2 separate regions of the Homo sapiens genome follow, and region 1 is linked to region 2. The links are chromatin contacts, found by Hi-C or POLR2A ChIA-PET in ENCODE. All regions are on one chromosome and are shown on one strand. The core of a region is the stretch at or near the end of the contact, and the rest is flanking DNA. Distances in the headings are between cores, read along the strand shown.

Evidence for each region. Hi-C counts contacts between places; a loop is a spot of excess contacts on that map. ChIA-PET counts read pairs that join two places held with the same protein, here RNA polymerase II (POLR2A). Pooled maps may share reads with other maps.
Region 1: a loop to region 2 is called in a map with no recorded cell type, with 18 times the contacts of the local background. The contact joins the promoter of SETD9 here to the promoter of PLPP1 in region 2. A Hi-C loop is called at or near these places in 1 of 37 single-sample maps with no recorded cell type and 7 of 50 pooled maps. POLR2A ChIA-PET finds 5 or more read pairs at or near these places in 1 of 52 experiments (BJ).

Annotation. Positions count from the first base shown.
Region 1 is chr5:56,907,037-56,910,845 of GRCh38, reverse strand. It overlaps SETD9 (SET domain containing 9), which reads right to left and starts at 1,250. Exons shown (of 6, transcript NM_153706.4): 1 at 1,103-1,250. The coding sequence starts at 1,200. RefSeq lists enhancers at 1-589, 685-734, 1,525-1,614 and silencers at 775-984, 1,165-1,374.
Region 2 is chr5:55,533,706-55,537,468 of GRCh38, reverse strand. It overlaps PLPP1 (phospholipid phosphatase 1), which reads left to right and starts at 2,505. Exons shown (of 6, transcript NM_003711.4): 1 at 2,505-2,897. The coding sequence starts at 2,840. It also overlaps the pseudogene RNF138P1. RefSeq lists an enhancer at 1,983-2,052 and a silencer at 2,283-2,922.

The DNA.
Region 1 (3,809 bases), core at 1-2,500, 1.4 Mb before region 2:
AGCCAGAGGCAGAAACGAAGTTCAGCTCTTTCCCGTACTACACCCAACAGCCAAGCTGAATGTCATCACAATGAGAATGAATGACCTCACATTCAATGGCTTTTTAAAAATGGCCTTGTAGTTTCAAAGACAAATTCAACATCGTATACTTTGTGACACTCCCTCCAGGACGACTAACGTCTTCAATGACTGCACCTCTTATTTCCATAATCATTATCTTTTTGTACTAACTGCATTATTTTTACTTGAACAAAAAGGTTGTAATTCCCGCCTCACGGTTCCGAGTCATGATACAACTGATCTCCTGTTTCCCTAGCATGCAACCTTCCGGAAACCGCTTTGTTTCCCTATTTGTCGGACACTGACTTCAGGGAGGCCCGGTCGGCCTCTTTGGTGAGCACGGTGTTGAGCTGATCACTGGTGCGCCCTTAATAACGCCGGCGGGACTCACCCCAATCCGAAACCCACCATCCCGACGTGCTTTTGAGTGGCGTTCTGCCCGTTCTTAACGCGCGAGCTACTGCACGCTATTCTCACAGCCGGGATGGGCTTCTTTAACCACGTGAAGTACTTGTATGAACTATGAAAATAAACCCTGGCTTGGCTTTTCTGAGGAAGTTCAAGCACCTAATTAACCCCTGGTGGAGAAAAAGCCACGCACTCTCACGCGGTAAGGGCAGTCTTTTTAAAAAGTTTCCATTTTTGCCCAGATACAAGCTCCCCAGTCAGTGCCGAACGCAACAGGGAAGAACAGGCGACACATCCGGCTGGCGAGCTCGGCCTCGCGGGCCCGGCAGCGCAGCGGACACTGGGAAAGAGGCCATAGGCCCCGCCCACCTGAAGCCACCGCCCACTTCAGGCTTCCAGCGGGCCTCGGACTCCACCAACCTCGGCCCCGCCCGCCTCTGGCCCGCGTTCCTTAAACCCCTCCGAGGCCTCAGTCCCCGCCCACCCGGCCCGCCCACCTCAGTCCCTGCCCACCCGGGCCCGCCCATCTCAGGCCGGCAGTCAGCCTCAGGCTCTCCGCTTTGCGTCCCGCCGCCGTGGTGGCGTCTGGGAACCGAAGGCAGGTGCCCCTCGTTCTGCCGTCCCGCCCTCTCACCTCGGGTTGTGGCTTAGGTTCAGTGCGATCCAGGGAACGAAGCGGTACTTGTAACGGCGCCATCGCTGCCACAGGCCCCGCAGCAGACGGCCAGGCATGGCTGCCCCGCGGGGCCGTGACCAGGACGGCGCGGGGAAGGCGGATCGAGGCCTCGGGCCCGCCCCGGCCCGGGAGGAGAGGGGGCCGCGCTCGGCCGCCTTCCCCTGGCTCCGCTCTCAGTGTTCCTGGCACCGCCTGACTTCTGTTGCTCTGGGGCTTCGTCCTTCCCCTTTCCTGACCTCACCTCTCTGAATGAGAGGCGCGTAGAGCTGGAAGGAGGTCCCCTTGACCACTTTTTCTTTCTCCGGTCGCTCGGGTGCTTCCGTGGGCGCACACAAGCGCTAGCCCTGGTTGCGGGCGAAGGGTCACCGGGCCTCAGGGGCGAACCCGCCCCCGAGACCGCGTCCCAGGAGCGGACCGCCTAGTTTCTCTGTCACGGCTGTCTGGCCTGCCCCTTTGTCCCGGCCGCGCTCTGTGTTCCATCCTCCGTCCACTTGAGCTCTGCCTCTTCCTCGACGTTCTCTCCCCTTCTCTCCGTGGCCCCAGAGCAGCCCGACTTCGGGAACCCGAGTTTCAGTCCTCCCCAGACAGCAGCCCTTCTTCTGCGTGAACCCGTGTTCCCAAAGTTACCAGTTTGGGCGTTTTGCGAATATTTACACGTAAAAAAACAAAGTGTCATGATTCCCTGTTTTCACTCGTTTTTCTCTTCATTGACCCAACCATTCAAAGGCAAAACTACATGGACAAATGTTTCTGAAAAACAGCTTTGTTGAGGAATGGTTGGGATACAATAAACTGCACATATTTAAAGTGAACAATTTGATAGGTTTTCGACACCACAGCCAAGATAGTAATCCAGCCCCTCCCCCAGTCCCCAAGCAACCACTGAGGTGCTTTTGTCCTTTTAATATGGTCTTCGCTTCAATTTGGAAACGTTTTGTCTAGAAGTTCTGCATCTGTGTTCGTGAGAGATATTGTTTCGTAGTTTTCTTGTAGTGTCTTAATCTGGCTTTGGTATTTAGGCTAATGTTGACTTCATAGGATGAGGTGGGAAGTAGTCCCCCATAGGTGAAATTTAAAAGGAACTTTACGACCGCTCCTCCCCAACACCCAGATGCATGCACACGCACACACATATTTAGAACAGGTTTGGACAAAGTTCAGTTTTAAGGGGGGCAAACTACAGGAATCCCTTAACCATATTCAAATCACCAAGTGTTTATTGACAGATAAATACGTTGGTATCATTTCCTCTATTCTTTGCCTGAGAGTGAGGTTGGATCCTAAACTATTGAAATTGAACGGCTCAGATCTAATAAAAACTCAGCCAAGGCCGGGCGCAGTGGCTCACGCCTGTAATCCCAGCACTTTGGGAGGCCGAGGCGGGTGGATCCCCTGAGGTCAGGAGTTCGGGACCAATCTGGCCAACATGGCGAAACCCCGTCTTTACTAAAAAAGAACAAATACAAAAATTAGCCGAGCGTTGGTGGCACGTGCCTGTAGTCCCAGCTACTCAGGAGGCTGAGGCAGAAGAATCGCTTGAACCTGAGAGACGGAGGTTGCAGGGAGCCGAGATCCGCCACTGCACTCCAGCCTGGGTGACAGAGTGAGATCCCGTCTCAAAAAAAAAAAAAATTCAGCCAATCGCCAGTAGCTGCGGGACTAATTTGTTCTATTCTGAAAGAAATAAAGAGAAAGAGTATCTACCAATGTCTCTATTTCGTTCATATCATATAGAATGTTAGCAAACTCTAGAGGCTTTCTCTCAGACTCTGTGTTTGTTTGATAATTTGGCATAATCTAGATTTACCTGACTTGCTAAATGGAGTCAATTCAGTTCCAGGATGTATTAATAAGTGGCATACAAGAAAGTTTCTTTATAGTCTCCAAACTTAACAAAGAACCCAAAAGAACTAGTTTAATCTTTACCTATGGTAATGTACTTGTCTAAAAAAAGAAAAAAATCAGTTTTTGTATATTTTTACAGTTTTTTTATATTTATGGTATTAAAATTAAATTTTGGTTAGCTAAGTAATTAATGAAAACCTTCTTTTTCTAGTTTCTTAAAGTAGGTTATTAGGTCACTAATTTTAATCTTTTCTTCTTTTCTAATGGAAGCATCTAAAGTTATACAAATAGAAACATGGTAGCTAAAGCTCAAGTCACCCTTAACCAAACACCGTACCTTGTACTTCCACCAATCCTGGTACTTGGCGCTTCTCAGAAGTTATCAGACGGGTGTGTTTTCTGCCAGTTTTATTTTTATGTATTTACATACCCGCGTATGTTTTTATAGAAAATACATAGTATTTTGTGTGAGTATTGTTAAAATATTATAAGGATCCACAACTTATTTGATTTCCTCAAAAATACATCTTGAAGATCTACCCATATTGGTTTAAGTCTACTGCATTCTTCTATTTTTGAGGTTTTGCCTTCAAGTTTAATATTTACTGTAGTTTTCTAGTAGGTATGTATACTTTATGAAGTTTTTTAAAGTTCTATTTTTGACTTTCCAAAAATTTTTATTGTTTTAAATTTTAAATGAATGATAAATATCAAATGCTTTTCTCTGCTTATTGAGATGACCATATAGTTTCTATTCATTTATTCATGTAGTGAATGATGACACATTGTCAAATGTTGACCGTCCTTGGATTTCTGACAT
Region 2 (3,763 bases), core at 1,256-3,755:
CAGGCTGGCTAGAGTGCAGTGGCATGATCCCGGCTCACTGCAACCTCCGCTTCCTGGATTCCAGCGATTCTCTTGCCTCAGCCTCCATGTAGCTGGGACTACAGGCACGTGCCACCATGCCCAGCTAAGTTTTGTATTTTTAGTAGAGACGGAGTTTCACCATGTTGGCCAGGATGGTCTCGATCTCTTGACCTCGTAATCCACCCGCCTCGGCCTCCAAAAGTGCTGGGATTACAGGCGTGAGCCACCGTGCCCAGCCCTAATCACATGCTTTCTAAGTGGGCCTCAGGATTCCCCTTGTGGGCAGAGAACTTCTCTTGTTTATTTTAGCTTCTTCACAGATGTGTACCAGGTATCCATTAGGGGCTCAATAAATGTTGAATTAATGAATGTGTGAATAAACAAAAAATCACTAATCAGTAAGGTTTTTTTGAATGCTTATTTTTGAAAACGCACTTTAAGAGTAAATTTTTTTTTTAAATAGAAAGAATAAGATCTAGTACTTGATAGTACAACAGGGTCACTATAGTTAATAATTAAATTGTACATTTTAAAATAACTAAAAGAGTATAATTGAATTGTTTGTAATACAAAGGATAAATGCTTGAGAGGATGGATACCTCATTTTCCATGATGTAATTATTACACATTGCATACGTGTATCAAAACATCTCATTACCCCAAAATATATACACCTATTATGTACCCACAAAAAGTAAAAATAAAAAATTTTTAAAAAGTAAATGTTTTTAAAAATTACTTTTAAAAAGTAAATATTTCAAAAGCTGTTTAAGACACTGAGACTAGACTGTAACACAATAGGTGCTCAACAAATGTTTTTTGAATAAATACCTAATACTCAGACATCACAAGTACTTTGAATTTATTGTGACCTTGCAATCTGAGGCCCTTGTAACTCTGGAAGTAAAGAAAGCTACATGATAAACAATGGCACATCTTTCTCAGGTGTAAATTGCTTAAAGCTTTTACGGCTATTTAAACAAGAGGCAAAATAAAACATTAGCATTCGTTTTAAAGAAAAACATCTTTCTTCAAATGTATATTTTGTTTTTGAGAGCTTACTTGGGGCTGTATCTCCAGACTCTGTTTAATGTTATCTTTCCATTGGCTTTATGAGTGCTTTGCAGGATAAGTCGAAGAAGTAGTAGGCACATTTTGTGATTTGTGTTTTACATATTTAAAGAGAAAATATACCAATCATTAACATCTGTAGACGGTTTAACTCTAGATAAAGCCACTATCATATAATCTTTTCTGGGTTTCACTTCTTCCTCCAGACTGGAACACTGGGCAGCTTAAAGCTGTAAAAGCTTTAAGCAATTTACACCTGAGAAAGATGGGCCATTGTTTATCATGTGGCTTTCTTTACTTCCAGAGTTACAAGGGCCTCAGATTGCAAGGTCACAATAAATTCAAAGTACTTGTGATGTCTGAGTATTAGGTATTTATTTAAAAAATCCCCATTTTACATATTAGGAAACTGAGATTACTAAATGTGGGCTAGGGTCCTCCTGGGTATGGGGCAGGGGGAGTGCTTGCTGCTGTTAAAGAAAATTATCCTGACACTTGTCAAACACATGAATAATTTATTCAAGATTATTACAATAAGGGTCATGACTATTGGAACAGGAGAGAGAAATTGAGCTCAACTCAGAATACAGCAAAGACAGCAGGGGATTTATAGCCAAGGAACAGGCACCGTGTCTGTGAGGGAGGTGACGGTGGATGGAAAATTACTAAGAGGAGACATCAAGGGTAGAGGGATTCTGGCTAAAGGCAGGTCAAGGGCTTCTACAACAAAGGTGTAATATAAGGAATCTAATCCGATATTAAATATCAAGAATTCAACGGTGATCAGGTATCGAGGATGGATGATTTAGCATGCTTCTTGCTAACATTTGGGCTCAGCCAGGACACAGGGAGGTCAACGTTGAGGCCTAAGTGAGAAAGGGCTCAGAGGTACCAAACTAAAGGAGAGCGTCTCTGTTCCTGCCTACTCTGACCTCTTTTCCCCCCTTAAACTCAGTGGTAACAATCTGACCTGTTTATTACCTCATCCCCATGGAAGGGGTGGGGAGTGGCAGGCAGCCGGTGCTCTAGGATCGTTGGGTAGGGAGCCTAGCTCTCTGAAAGCAGCAATGCCTAGTGGGGGTACCGAGGCCGAGTTCGGAGACCACCTGAGCAATTGCGGTCCAGAGCAAAGCCCCCTGGATCGGAACGGGAGCCGCCCCCACGCCCCGCCCGGCTGCCGAGAGCCGCACTTCTGGGCGGATGCCGCAGGTCGGGAGGGATGAGGCCGACGGCGCTGATTGGCTGACCGCCGCGGCCTGGGGTTTCCCTGGCCCCGCCCCTGCTGCACTCCCCCCGCCCGCGAACCCGCGCGCTGCCCGGTCCTGCGCTGCTCAGCGGGAGGGGCTGGACCCCGCGTTCCTCCTCCCTGCCGGTCCCCATCCTTAAAGCGAGAGTCTGGACGCCCCGCCTGTGGGAGAGAGCGCCGGGATCCGGACGGGGAGCAACCGGGGCAGGCCGTGCCGGCTGAGGAGGTCCTGAGGCTACAGAGCTGCCGCGGCTGGCACACGAGCGCCTCGGCACTAACCGAGTGTTCGCGGGGGCTGTGAGGGGAGGGCCCCGGGCGCCATTGCTGGCGGTGGGAGCGCCGCCCGGTCTCAGCCCGCCCTCGGCTGCTCTCCTCCTCCGGCTGGGAGGGGCCGTAGCTCGGGGCCGTCGCCAGCCCCGGCCCGGGCTCGAGAATCAAGGGCCTCGGCCGCCGTCCCGCAGCTCAGTCCATCGCCCTTGCCGGGCAGCCCGGGCAGAGACCATGTTTGACAAGACGCGGCTGCCGTACGTGGCCCTCGATGTGCTCTGCGTGTTGCTGGGTACGTACGCGCCGCCGGGTCCGAGGGGCGTGTGCGGCTGTCCCGGGAGGGCTTTAGCGCAGAGCCGCGACGGGCAGCGGGGGTGTGTTGCCTGACGCGTGCGCAGCTGTGGGGCGACACACGGGGGCGGCTTCTGCAGCCGAGGGACCCCGCTTTGCAGCCTGCACCCCGGCTCCCGCGTGCCCGCCGCTGTCTGTCGCCCGCCGGTGCGATGAGCCCAGCCCTGCTTGGACGCTGTTCACGCCTCTGCGCTCCATACCTTGCTCCTGTCCTCTGTTTGCAGTTCCACTCTAGCAGAGCAGGGTGGGCTCCTCCCCTCTGTACGGTAGAGGAGCCTGGTCACTGGCCCATCTCAGTAGTGAAACTGGAGGTTTGATGCACAGGGGATTCTCAGTAGCAGGCGCCAGTGCCTGATTTATCGTGAGAAGCAGTTTAATATTTCGGCTATAAAAGGCTAGAACTAGTTCCTAATTAGAAGGTGTGCCAGGTTGTAAATTGTCAGGTTGCAAGTAGGGATGAGCACGCCAAGTTTTTGCGTATAGGTCTAAAGAAGTTTTGGGGGTGGGGGAGGATGCGGTACCCCAGACCTGTTTCCTTGTCTGCCCAGACCTTGCCATGGTGTAGCTTTCCATCTCTTGTGACAGTGTCTCAAGGAGCAGTAGACATTCTTTGGCTGCAGCAGATTTCGCATTGTCTTCCTGATTGGAAGAGTTCAGTTATGAGGCTTCTGGTTGCCAGTTACTCCTTTCTTTTGAAGAGAAAGAACTGGAATCATTTGGATAAGGGATGGGCGTTGGAAGGAGTAGTTTTCACTTTTTATGTATTGTATAAGGCAGTTATGCTGTGAACTATTTATATATGATGGA